Linked DNA regions of Mus musculus: regions 1, 2 and 3 are each linked to region 4. The links are chromatin loops, found by intact Hi-C in ENCODE. Cell type or tissue: left cerebral cortex. All regions are shown on one strand. Region 1 overlaps Rere (arginine glutamic acid dipeptide (RE) repeats). Region 2 overlaps Rere (arginine glutamic acid dipeptide (RE) repeats). Region 3 overlaps Rere (arginine glutamic acid dipeptide (RE) repeats). Region 4 holds the start of Rere (arginine glutamic acid dipeptide (RE) repeats).

What was found. Hi-C counts contacts between places; a loop is a spot of excess contacts. Peaks named below come from ENCODE experiments on the same cell type or tissue, not always from the same donor. Only the 100,000 strongest peaks of a DNase experiment are listed, where the experiment ranks them.
Region 1: a loop joins it to region 4, with 2.1 times the contacts of the local background. A loop is called at or near these places in 10 of 42 quality-filtered maps.
Region 2: it touches region 4 in a loop (2.6-fold over the local background); 9 of 42 quality-filtered maps call a loop at or near these places.
Region 3: a loop joins it to region 4, with 2.8 times the contacts of the local background. A loop is called at or near these places in 3 of 42 quality-filtered maps.

Annotation. Positions count from the first base shown.
Region 1 is chr4:150,329,134-150,331,633 of GRCm38, forward strand. The region is part of intron 1 of Rere (arginine glutamic acid dipeptide (RE) repeats); the gene reads left to right. Among named protein-coding and RNA genes, the nearest start is that of Rere, 48 kb to the left of the region's middle. In left cerebral cortex, no CTCF peak of the experiment used is centred here; a DNase peak (open chromatin) is centred at 1,051.
Region 2 is chr4:150,338,848-150,341,347 of GRCm38, forward strand. All of the region lies in intron 1 of Rere (arginine glutamic acid dipeptide (RE) repeats), which reads left to right. Among named protein-coding and RNA genes, the nearest start is that of Rere, 58 kb to the left of the region's middle. In left cerebral cortex, a CTCF peak has its summit at 1,416; DNase peaks (open chromatin) are centred at 318 and 567; H3K27ac peaks cover 1,059 bases.
Region 3 is chr4:150,464,553-150,467,052 of GRCm38, forward strand. The region is part of intron 4 of Rere (arginine glutamic acid dipeptide (RE) repeats); the gene reads left to right. It overlaps Gm52709 (a long non-coding RNA gene), which reads right to left. Exons shown (of 2, transcript XR_003955312.1): 1 at 1-2,500. Among named protein-coding and RNA genes, the nearest start is that of Gm52709, 1.6 kb to the right of the region's middle. In left cerebral cortex, a CTCF peak has its summit at 1,446; a DNase peak (open chromatin) is centred at 1,422.
Region 4 is chr4:150,280,006-150,282,505 of GRCm38, forward strand. Rere (arginine glutamic acid dipeptide (RE) repeats) reads left to right here and starts at 1,911. Exons shown (of 23, transcript NM_001085492.1): 1 at 1,911-2,070. In left cerebral cortex, a CTCF peak has its summit at 1,165; DNase peaks (open chromatin) are centred at 679, 1,228, 1,512 and 2,155; H3K4me3 peaks cover 1,747 bases; H3K27ac peaks cover 1,741 bases.

The sequences.
Region 1 (2,500 bases), 49 kb after region 4:
GCACTTAGGAGGCAGACTGAGGCTTCTGAGTTAAGAGGCCAGCCTGATCTACTTCGAAAGTACCAGGCTAGCCAAACATAAAGATATGCACACAGAGAGGTGTAGACACACACCCTACCCTCAAACCCAAGCAACAAATGAGAGAGGGGAAGAGATGTGGAACAGCTCTTTCAAGATCCAAAACAGTTTTTTATTTCTGCTAAATAAAGTCTATTTCTAATAACCCGTAAGAACTTTACCTAGGCTTGCAAGGCATTTTTCTATTTCTTCTTTAGTAAAGAACCATTTTCCTAAGATTAACACTGGGGAAATACCACTGGAAGCCTTCCCTGATTGTGAGTGTGAGTTCAGTACACCAGCAGCTGCTCTAACTTGCATCTTAAGTGTTTATGGAAAGTCCATGTGTTAGGGGTCTGCTCCGTAGCTTGTGGCACTTTTGGAAAGATGGCCTCAGTGAGAGGCTGTACATCACTGAGGGTGGGCCTTCACAGGCACTGTATTTTGGCAGCCCAGCTTTTCAGCACTTATGAAGATGGAAAGGCTTATTTTGGCTCAAGTTTTGTAAAGGCTTTTCCTCTGCTCCCAAATCCTGGGATTTCAGTTTTGTGCCACTGTCTTCTGCTAGTGTGCCAAGGGCCAGTTCCTTCCTTATCTTTCACCTTACTCGAGCTTTTGGAAATTAGCAATGAAAACTCAGGTGGCTTTGCAACTTTAATTTTTCAAACCTCATTTTTAATGATGGTTCTTAAATACTTTAACCTCCCATCACCCACCAGAGGTAGTGGGAAAGAAAGGATATAGGGGAAGTAGACCTGTTAATTCGTTCTTTGGAGCAAATCTTACTTGTGTTGTCAGGAAATCAGCAGTTCAGTTCACAGGTGAGCAGTGGCAGCTCCATCCACTTGCAAACACTTTACGGATACACCAGCAGTCCAGTTCAGTAGCTAGCAAACATGAATCAGTAGCAGTGTCACTACCTAGCAGAGACAGCCAGGCCTCAGCTTCTGCAGGAGGGACCAGGAGGAAAGCCAGGAGAGGCTCTTGGCTGTGCCTTTCTCAGGGAAGGGAAGATGAAGGAAGATTCCAGACCCGCAAGCATTGAACAGCTAGCTCTATAAGCAAGCCTAGCTTGCATCCATCACTGTCCCTCGAGATCTATTTATACCTTTCAAACATCACATGTTCTCCATGGGTCTTGCCTCAGCACATGTGTCTGTCTCAGCTGACATCTCTCTGGCAATCAGCCCTAGTCCACAGAAGCAGCAAGAAACTGCAGCACACCACCAGAAGTTTTTTGGTGCGTTTCTCTCTGTGGTGTCCCGACAAATGCAGCTCAACTACCAGATGTAAGGTGGACCAATACATTCATGCCCTGAGCAAAGACTCCTTCATCGCGGATCGTTTCACGTGCTCGCAGGAGCAGAGCATCCTTTCCCTGTGTCTGCTTCAGAGAAATAAATGTTCCTTCATGAGCTCTCCTTAACCTTAACCTGTGGCCACGTCAGGAAAACACCGTCCAACACGACTGACTTTCCAAAGTACCCTAAGTTCCCACTTCATGGCTTCCCAATGAAGGAATCATTTTCACACTTCATACCTACTAAAATTTTATCAACATTTTCAATGCAAAATTAATAGAATTGTACATTTTAAAAAAAGTTACCATGATCCTTAACTTCAGAGTACTTTCAAAATGATATATTAAGACAGCAACACAGACTAATATTTTAGAGAGAATACTACTCATAATAAAATGATGAAAATATGATAGCAGTTGTATTAATTTTATATCTTAAAAAAAAAAACACCAACGCTTGAGATGAGAAAGGTTACTCAGAAATGTGTGTGTCTCATTCTGATCAGGCCGCGCTCGTCCTTTATGGTGCAGAATCACAGCTTAGGTCCTTTGGTTGAAAGGAAGCTGCACCTAAGGCATTTCAATGGGAAATTCTTTGAAGAATGTTTTTAGTGCATATCTTAGCTACACAGCAGGCGCCACTGTGACAGTTTAATACACGCACACAATGGTTTGATCATATTCCCCTGGTAGTTATCCTCTTCTCCGCTCCCATTTCCTCTGACTCCTTGCGCCCAACTAGCCTTCCCCCTACTTTCATGTTTTTTTCTTTCTTTTAAAATTTTGTAATCATTAGGATTGTTTGCAGGAACATGGCCACCTGTACAAATCAAAATTCTTTTCCCTGAATAGCATTCGGAGGAAAGTGATAAAAATGCATTAATTTGAATATTGCAACTTAGGCAGTAATGTGTGTCACAAATGATATTATGATTCTTTAGTAGCAAACTGTTAGGGATTATATAATTCTGTTTTTTTGGGGGGATGTGTATGCACATGTGTGCACATGCATAATCACATGTGTGTATATTTCATGCACACTAGAAATCTACTTTGGGCTGCTTCATCCTTCGTTTTGTAACAATGTCTCTTGTTTGGCCTAATATCCTTGGGTAGACTTGCTTGCTGGTCAGGGAACCCCAT
Region 2 (2,500 bases), 59 kb after region 4:
GAAGCATTTAAATTCATTTTTGAGAAATACTGATTAAATTATTAGTTTCCTTTTTGGGAAAATGTCTGGATAGTGGAGGAACCTTGTTGAAAATTGGTATGACATCTTTCTTAGTGTATTTTCTGTCTGCTCTGTAAAGCTTTTGGCAGTTACAGAAGATCCAGAGAATCTAGCCCTCTTGGGGAATTCCCCGCGGTCCTGACTTTGAAGCGTTGTGGTTGCTACAGTTACAGTGATCTGTGCTGCAGGGGACATGTGCACCGAGCTCTGTTTCCAACAGGAGGCCTGCCATATGCCGCACCTCTCCTTTTCTCAGCAGCTTGTAAAAGGCATGCTTGGATGTTTACTGTCTACTATGTGAGCTGTCATGCTAGAGAAAGCAGCATCCCAAGATGCTGTGCCTAAATAACACTGTTTGCTTTTAGCATCTTAAGGCATTGCTACTAAGTGTGATCCCATCAATAGATGAAACTGTATCTTTGTTTTAATTCTGGTTTTAAAGGCACTGTTATGTCTTTCATGTTAGTCAGTGGCAAGAATATGCTTTTATCTAGTAAGTAGAAAAAAGGATGGCAGAGCAGAAGGGTGTGGGAGGGACGATATGGAACTGCCAGGCAGAACTGGGCAGCATGACGGGGCATCACTCCCATGTGCTTATGGCCACTGAGTCCCTAAGGAATGAGTGTTTTCCTATTCTGATTCCCGATGGAAAACTGAGTTTCCCCTCCTCATCTTCCCCTTCTCAGCTTTTGGGAGGAGACCTTCTTATTGAAGGTGTAAAACAGTAGGACATGTCAGTGTTTAACTGGAGTGTTTAGCAGCTCTGAAGGGAGCAGAGTAGGTTTTCATGGACACTTAAAATAAAACACAACAAAAACCAAAACACTCAGGCAGGAGGCTCACTCCTGTACTCTCAGTTGAGCAGGAGGGTCATGAGATTGATGTCAGCCTGGACTGCAGAGTGAGACCAACCATGTCCTTGTAAACAAACAAGGAATTTAATTTTTCAGTGTTATTCTGGAAAAAAATAAGTTTTGTACTTCCCCTGATAAGAGCTAGTAGCGATTCTAGAACTACTATCCATATTACAGAGAGCTGAAACTCACGCTAAACTAAGAATTAGCAGCTTTAGTTGTTCTTTGTAGAAGTTAATAGCTGTCTGTAAGAATGTTAGAAACTTAACTCCTTTTTTGTTAAAAAAGATTAATTTATTATTATGTGAGTACACTCGCTGTAGCTGTCTTCAGAAGACACCACCAGAAGAGGGCGTCAGATCTCATTACGGATGGTTGTGAGCCGCCATGTGGTTGCTGGGATTTGACCTCAGAACCTTCGGAAGAGCAGCCAGTGCTCTTAACGGCTAAGCCAGCTCTCCAGCTCTGAAACTTAACTCTTTATTCCCAATTATTAGGTTCTTTTTGGAACTGTCTGTGGCATTTGCTAGAAGCAGACTCAGTGAAAGAGTGTTGAGAGACTGAGGAAGAGTACTGCTGCCCCGAGTGGTGACCGGGCGCTGAGGCAGAGACCGTGGTGGGCGGGGGCCGTGGAGTGGAGATAACTTCTTGAAAGGAAGGGCATAAAGATCTGAATTTAGTTAGCTCCATTCCACAGTTCAAGCCTTCGACTCTGGCCTGAGTGGTCAAGAAGGTGCTGAAAGAGCTTGGGTATATTCCCGCTTGGCTCTTCTAAAATGACTCGGTTTTAGACACTCAGTAGCTGTGCTGATCAGAGACAACAGCTTGCATATGCATGCTGTACCGTGCTGGGCCTTGCCTTCATCTTCTTCAACAGCATCCGTGTAGCAAATCACTATTGACTACGTTTGTCTTCGTTCTCTAAGTATAGCCTTCTCTTAACATCTTCATTCAGCTTCTGTTTTTTGTCATCCTGTAATCTGTTTTTCATGGCAGGATAGGTGAGCTTTTCAGAAATGTAGATCACACCATTCTCTTATAAGACCTTTGTTTCTCATCCCATTGGGAGCACAATTACATTTCTTGCTATGGCCCTAGGCTGGTTCTGGCCTTTCTAAGTTTCTCACAAAACCCGTGGTCGGTGCCCATCTTGCACTCAGCTGCGCTTAAATTGGTGTCTAGTCTGTTGCTTGAGGAGCTGACAAGCCAGGGCTTACTTCAGTGCACTACTTTCACCATAACTTCCTGTCTGGAGTTCTTCATCACTGGGCTCTTGGTTTGGGTTTCTGTCTTATGATTTGGACTCCACTTCAGTCTTGGTCAGCAGGAAAGCTCTCCAGACCACAGTCTGAAGTGAAGCCATCGGCCTGTTACTTTGCCTGTTTCTTTGCTTCAGTTATATTGACTCTTATGTAAGTGTTTTCCAACAATATTTGCCACCTATGCCTGTAAATTCCATTAAACATCAGCTATAGTTGAATTCTTGTAGCAGGAAAAGTTCTCAACATGCTAAGCTCCCCAGACAAACACAAGCAAGCTGACGCTGCTGCTGTGTAATTGTGTTACAGTTTGTAGGAAGTGGTTTG
Region 3 (2,500 bases), 180 kb after region 4:
CATTGTTAAGGTCACTCACTCACTGGCCTCCAAAGGTACCTGTACAGACACTCACAGCTGAAGTACATTGCTGTCTATCCTTTAGCCACTCAAGATACCGCGTATTAACCATGCCAGTCAAGAATGCTGTGAGTGGCAGATGGCCTTACTTTGCTGTGTTTGTCTCACATTTCAAATCTCTTTGCGTATATGCCATCCATGTGTCTTTACTATTAAGGACAACACAGCCAAGCATCATGCCATGCACCTGCAGGCTTGCACTTGGCAGTGGAAACAGGACAAAGAGTTGAAGAACAGTAAGTCCAGTGATAGCCTGTGGGCACACACCCCTCGCCCAACCCAGCAAATAGCCATACCTGTCTTTGGTGGGTTGCTTAGCTCTGTGGTGTCTGACCTCCTGACCTTCATTTTTGTCTGAATCTCAGATAGTGAATGGGAAAGTCTTTACTTCCTACTGTGTCTTTTTTTCTTCAGAAATACTGCCCAGGGTACCTTCATCCTGGAAGTGTCTCTTCTTAGTTCGGGACTTAGTGAAGGTGATAAATTTATGTGAGGTTTATGTTTGTGTTCAGTTGTATCAATAGTAAATAAATAGTGAGCACACTGTTAGAAACACTTGATCTGCTCCTGGAATTAATTAGATTTATGTATGTAAGTACACTGTAGCTGTCTTCAGACACACAAGAGGGAATCAGATCCCATTACAGATGGTTGTGAGCCACCATGTGGTTGCTGGGATTTGAACTCAGGACCTCTGGAAGAGCAGTCAGTATTCTTAACCGCTAAGCCATCTCTCCAGCCCATCTTAGAGTTCTTAAAGTGATGAAGCCCACAGCTCCAGAGCCTTGAGTCTGAGAAAAGGAAAGCCTGTGTCTGCAGAATAGCGACAGCTTTCATAGGAATGGACCCAGTTTTCCCAGCCAGTGAGGGCGGCACGGAAAGCTGAGGCTGTGTGCTATTTGCAGAGTTGGAGCTTAGGGCATTGTAACAAGGATTCAGACCCAGGGAGTTTGGTAAGCCATATGATTCCTGGATTTATTTTTTGGTTTTAGTTTTTGGTGTTTTTGAGCAAGTTGTTAACTTATAAAGAGTAGGAATCAGAGGAGGCCTTCCCATTATTAATGTCCAGCAACCCCCAGTGTGCTGTGGCCTTTGACCTGAGAGCTCCTGCTGCAGTAGCAGTGTCCTCCAGAGAAGATGTAACCCTTCGGATGGTAACACTAAGTAAAGTCAGTGAAGAGACAGACACACTGTAGTTACATTTTGTGTGTTGGTCCTGTTCTGTGGGAGACATACAGTTATAAACATGGAGAGACCCTAGGAATCGACTGACCTTCCATCCCTTCACTTTTTCTTTCATTTGACTCTACCTTTGTTTTGCTATAGTTGTGGAAGTGTTTATGTTTTTGACACAATACTGCCGCCCCCTGGCCAATGGGCAAGACTGCATCAGGAGCTCTAGGAGGTTTTTCAGAGTTACAGGTCTGCTTATAAGCAAGCCAGAGTAGGTGTTTTGTTTTTGTTTTTGTTGTTTTGTTATATGGAATCAGTGGGCATGTGTGCGTCAGTTGGTAACTAGTAATGTAGAAATAGCACATCTAACTAAGTTTCCAGTATATCTCTGGCTAGGTTCAGAAAAAAAAAAAAAAAAACAATTTACAGTTGCCAGTCATTGACTCCAAAGAGTCTTCTGATGAGTTCATGTTTTCGTGCGTCTTACAAGTGTTGCAGAAATGTGTGGATGCTTATATATTGGAGCCGGGTTGAGGGAGCGGCTGGTCACCTGCCTTCCCAGCTGCTCTGGGAAGTACTCATCATTGTGAGCCTGGAAAGGTTGCTGGAGGTCAGCGCCACCCCTTCCACAGAGCTCTCGGGATCTGCAGGGAGACCGGCTCCAGCCTCTCCACACAGGTTCCTGACAGACGATGGGCCTTTCCTTAAGCAGTCACCTGCTTTCAGGTGCTCTCTTTCCATTCTTACAAGTTCTTTAAATTATTCTCATTTTCCAGGACAAAACCCAGAATCTTAGAGCGTGGCCAGAGCCACACACATGGTGTGACATTGGGGGTCCATGGTGACAGGCTTTCCTGTGTTGTCTAGCGAACTGTGTCCTTTGTTCCATAGTGCTTGGGCCAGGTTTCATGTGATCATTCTGGCTGTTGTTTTTTGTTTTGTTAGTGTTTAAACCCTAAATAAAACAGATACAAATCTTTTAAGTCTATGTTTTTCAAGTACTTTGACTTCATTTTGTCCACACACACGTAGTTAGCAATGTTTAAAGACATTTTTCCTGCCATTGCTTAGGGAAGGTGCAGCATTTAACAGTGGCAAGGGGACGGAGTCATCAGGCATGTGTCAGCGCTGCAAACGTGGTGAGCTTGTGACTGTCTCAGTCATGGTCTTAAGTTTCTCCCCTCGGGATAAAATGGAAGGACAAGTGTTTCTCGTGGGTCTTGGCAGACTGAGCCTTCTGCCAGGTGTGGTCACGTGTTCTGTTCTT
Region 4 (2,500 bases):
GACACTCCAAAGAGAAAATTATCCCTCTATTTGAAATAGATGGGTGAATTATTTTAAGCCAAGCTCTATCCTTTAATTATTCTATTATATACAGACCTTAACTCCTCTGAGAAGAGTGTATGGTTTAAGGACACCAATAAGCATTTACAGAATATTAACAAACTAACAATAGGCTGATGATTCGCCCTGGACTCATGCCAGAGTCTGTGAAAGAACTCAATAAACATGATATGCATTTCAAAAACTGGTAATTATAATTAAAATTCCAAACCCCACGATCCTATAAATTATATTAAGTAGAATGGGAGCATTGGCTTGCCCTGGCTCAGGCTTATAGTATGTGGTACACATGGTGATAATGTCTTTGAGCATAGTGGGAATATAGTAATATTTTTTAAAGGTGATACTTGGATTTTCCTTTCCTTTTTTGTTGGCATTTTTAAGACAGAGTTTCCAAATGTAGCTCTGACTGGCCTGCAACTCACACTGTAGACCAGGTGGGCCTTAACCTTTAATTAAGATCTTCTTGCCTCTGGCTCTCTAGTGTTAAGATAACAGGTAAGAGCCACCAGGCCTTGGTGAAACTAGTCTACGCCTCCCCTCCCCCAACAGGGCACAGCTACTGCTCTCTTTAAAAGACTCTCCGTCGTAATGGTCTGTTCTTTATTACTATTTTTTTTTAAAGTCATATGTGTGTGTGTGTGTGTGTAGGTTTGTGCACATGGAGGCTAGAGGAGTGTTGGATTTCTCAGAGCTGTAGTTACAGGCAGCTTTAGCAGCCTGATGTGGGTGCTGGTAACCGAAGTGGGGTCTTCTGCAAAGAGCAGTTGAGCCCTGTTCTTTATTACTTAATGAGGCCTTTTATTATTCTCATCAATAAGCAGCACAATTCACCAATTCACATTTTCTTTTCTTTTTTTTTTTTCACTTCAGTTTCGGTCAAACATTATTTTTAAAACATTATGAACTACCCATCAGAACAAATAACTTCGAATCCACTCTGTAGCTCCCCTTGAACCTCAAGGAATAGGAATCTGTCTCTTAAATGAAATAAGCAATTATGGCTCTGGTAATAATAAGAGCAAGGGGACAGTCGCCAAGCCCACCCCTAAGACCGACCCGCTTGAGGTAGACCATCCCGAGGGTCAGTACAGGGCTGGCCGCTGGGAGCTCTGCCTGTGGCCGAGCAGGGCGGACCAAGCACAAAGCCGCGCCTGGGGCGGGGAGCCCATCTCCCAGGTTCCGGCCGCCGCCCGGAGCGTGCACTAAGGGCTCGGCCGCGCCGCCACCAAAGCCTGGCCTCTCCCCTTGCCTTGCCTTCTGCTCATTTTATTAAAAAGGAAGAAAAAAAAAAAAAAAGAGAGAGAGAAGAAAAAAAAGGAGGAAAAAAAGAAAAAAAAAAAAAAAAAAGAAAATGGAAGAGCGAGCTGGAGCAAACATCCCGCCCCCAGGCCCGCCTTCCGCCTCCTATTGGCCCGTCCTCTACTGACGTCACGAAGAGACAGACCAATGGTGATGGTCGATACTGCGAGGTGGGCCGGGCCCGAGCGCGGAGTGGGCGGCGGGTCGGCGCAGCAGCCCCGCGGCTCCGCCACCATCGCGGAGGTGCCGCTGCTCCCACAGACGCTCGCGAGCCGCCCCCCGCGCTCCGCAGCCTCTCGCCCCGCCGGGCCTCGGTCCCCGCCTCCTTCCCCGCGCCTCGTCCCCTCACGCGCTCCCCACCTTGTTTCCGCCTCATTTTCTCTCCTAGTTGAGGGGTAGGAAAAAAAAAAAAAAACCCTACCATCCTCCGGTGGGAGCCACTCGCCCTCTGGGAAAAAAAAATCCACAAAACCAGACATGGTCCTGGGCTCCCACTGCTGAAGGCTTGGCCCACCCGAGGAGGTCGAAGTCCCGGCAGGGAAGCCCCGCAGCCCCCCGGTGTCGCATCCCCGCGGGCCGGCCCCTTCGGCCCCGCGCCCACCGCCCTCGGTCCGCCGCCGGCCCCCGCGGCCTCCCTCCCGGTCCCTGCACTTTCCCCGGAGCCCGGCCGCCACCCCTCTCATTGATGGTGTAGCGCCCGAGGGGAAGGTAAGTGTCCAAGTTGTCAGCGCCGCGCCGCGGGCGCCCCTCCTCGGCCCCTCTTTCTGGGGTCGGAGTGCTCTGGGTGGGCGGTGGGGCTCGGCCGGGAAAGCCGAGGCGGAATGCGAAGGGTGAGAGTGGAGGCGAGCCCTCGGGGAACCATGGGCCGGACGCTGCCTTTGGTCCTGTGCGAGCCAGGTGACTGTACTACGTGCTTCTTGACCCCTGCTCTCTCTTGGCTTCTTAGGCACGCTCTGGAACTAGTCTGAGGTTAAACTGTTACACGCCACTAGCTGAGCAGCTCAACTGTGAGAGGGAAGGACCCGAAGCTGTGCATTTCTTGGATATTTGTGAATGTGGGGGTCTGGGAACGGACTCATTAAAGTCTCATTTCACATTAGGAGGAAGACTCCTCCTTTGTGTCTCTCTTCTCAGGCTC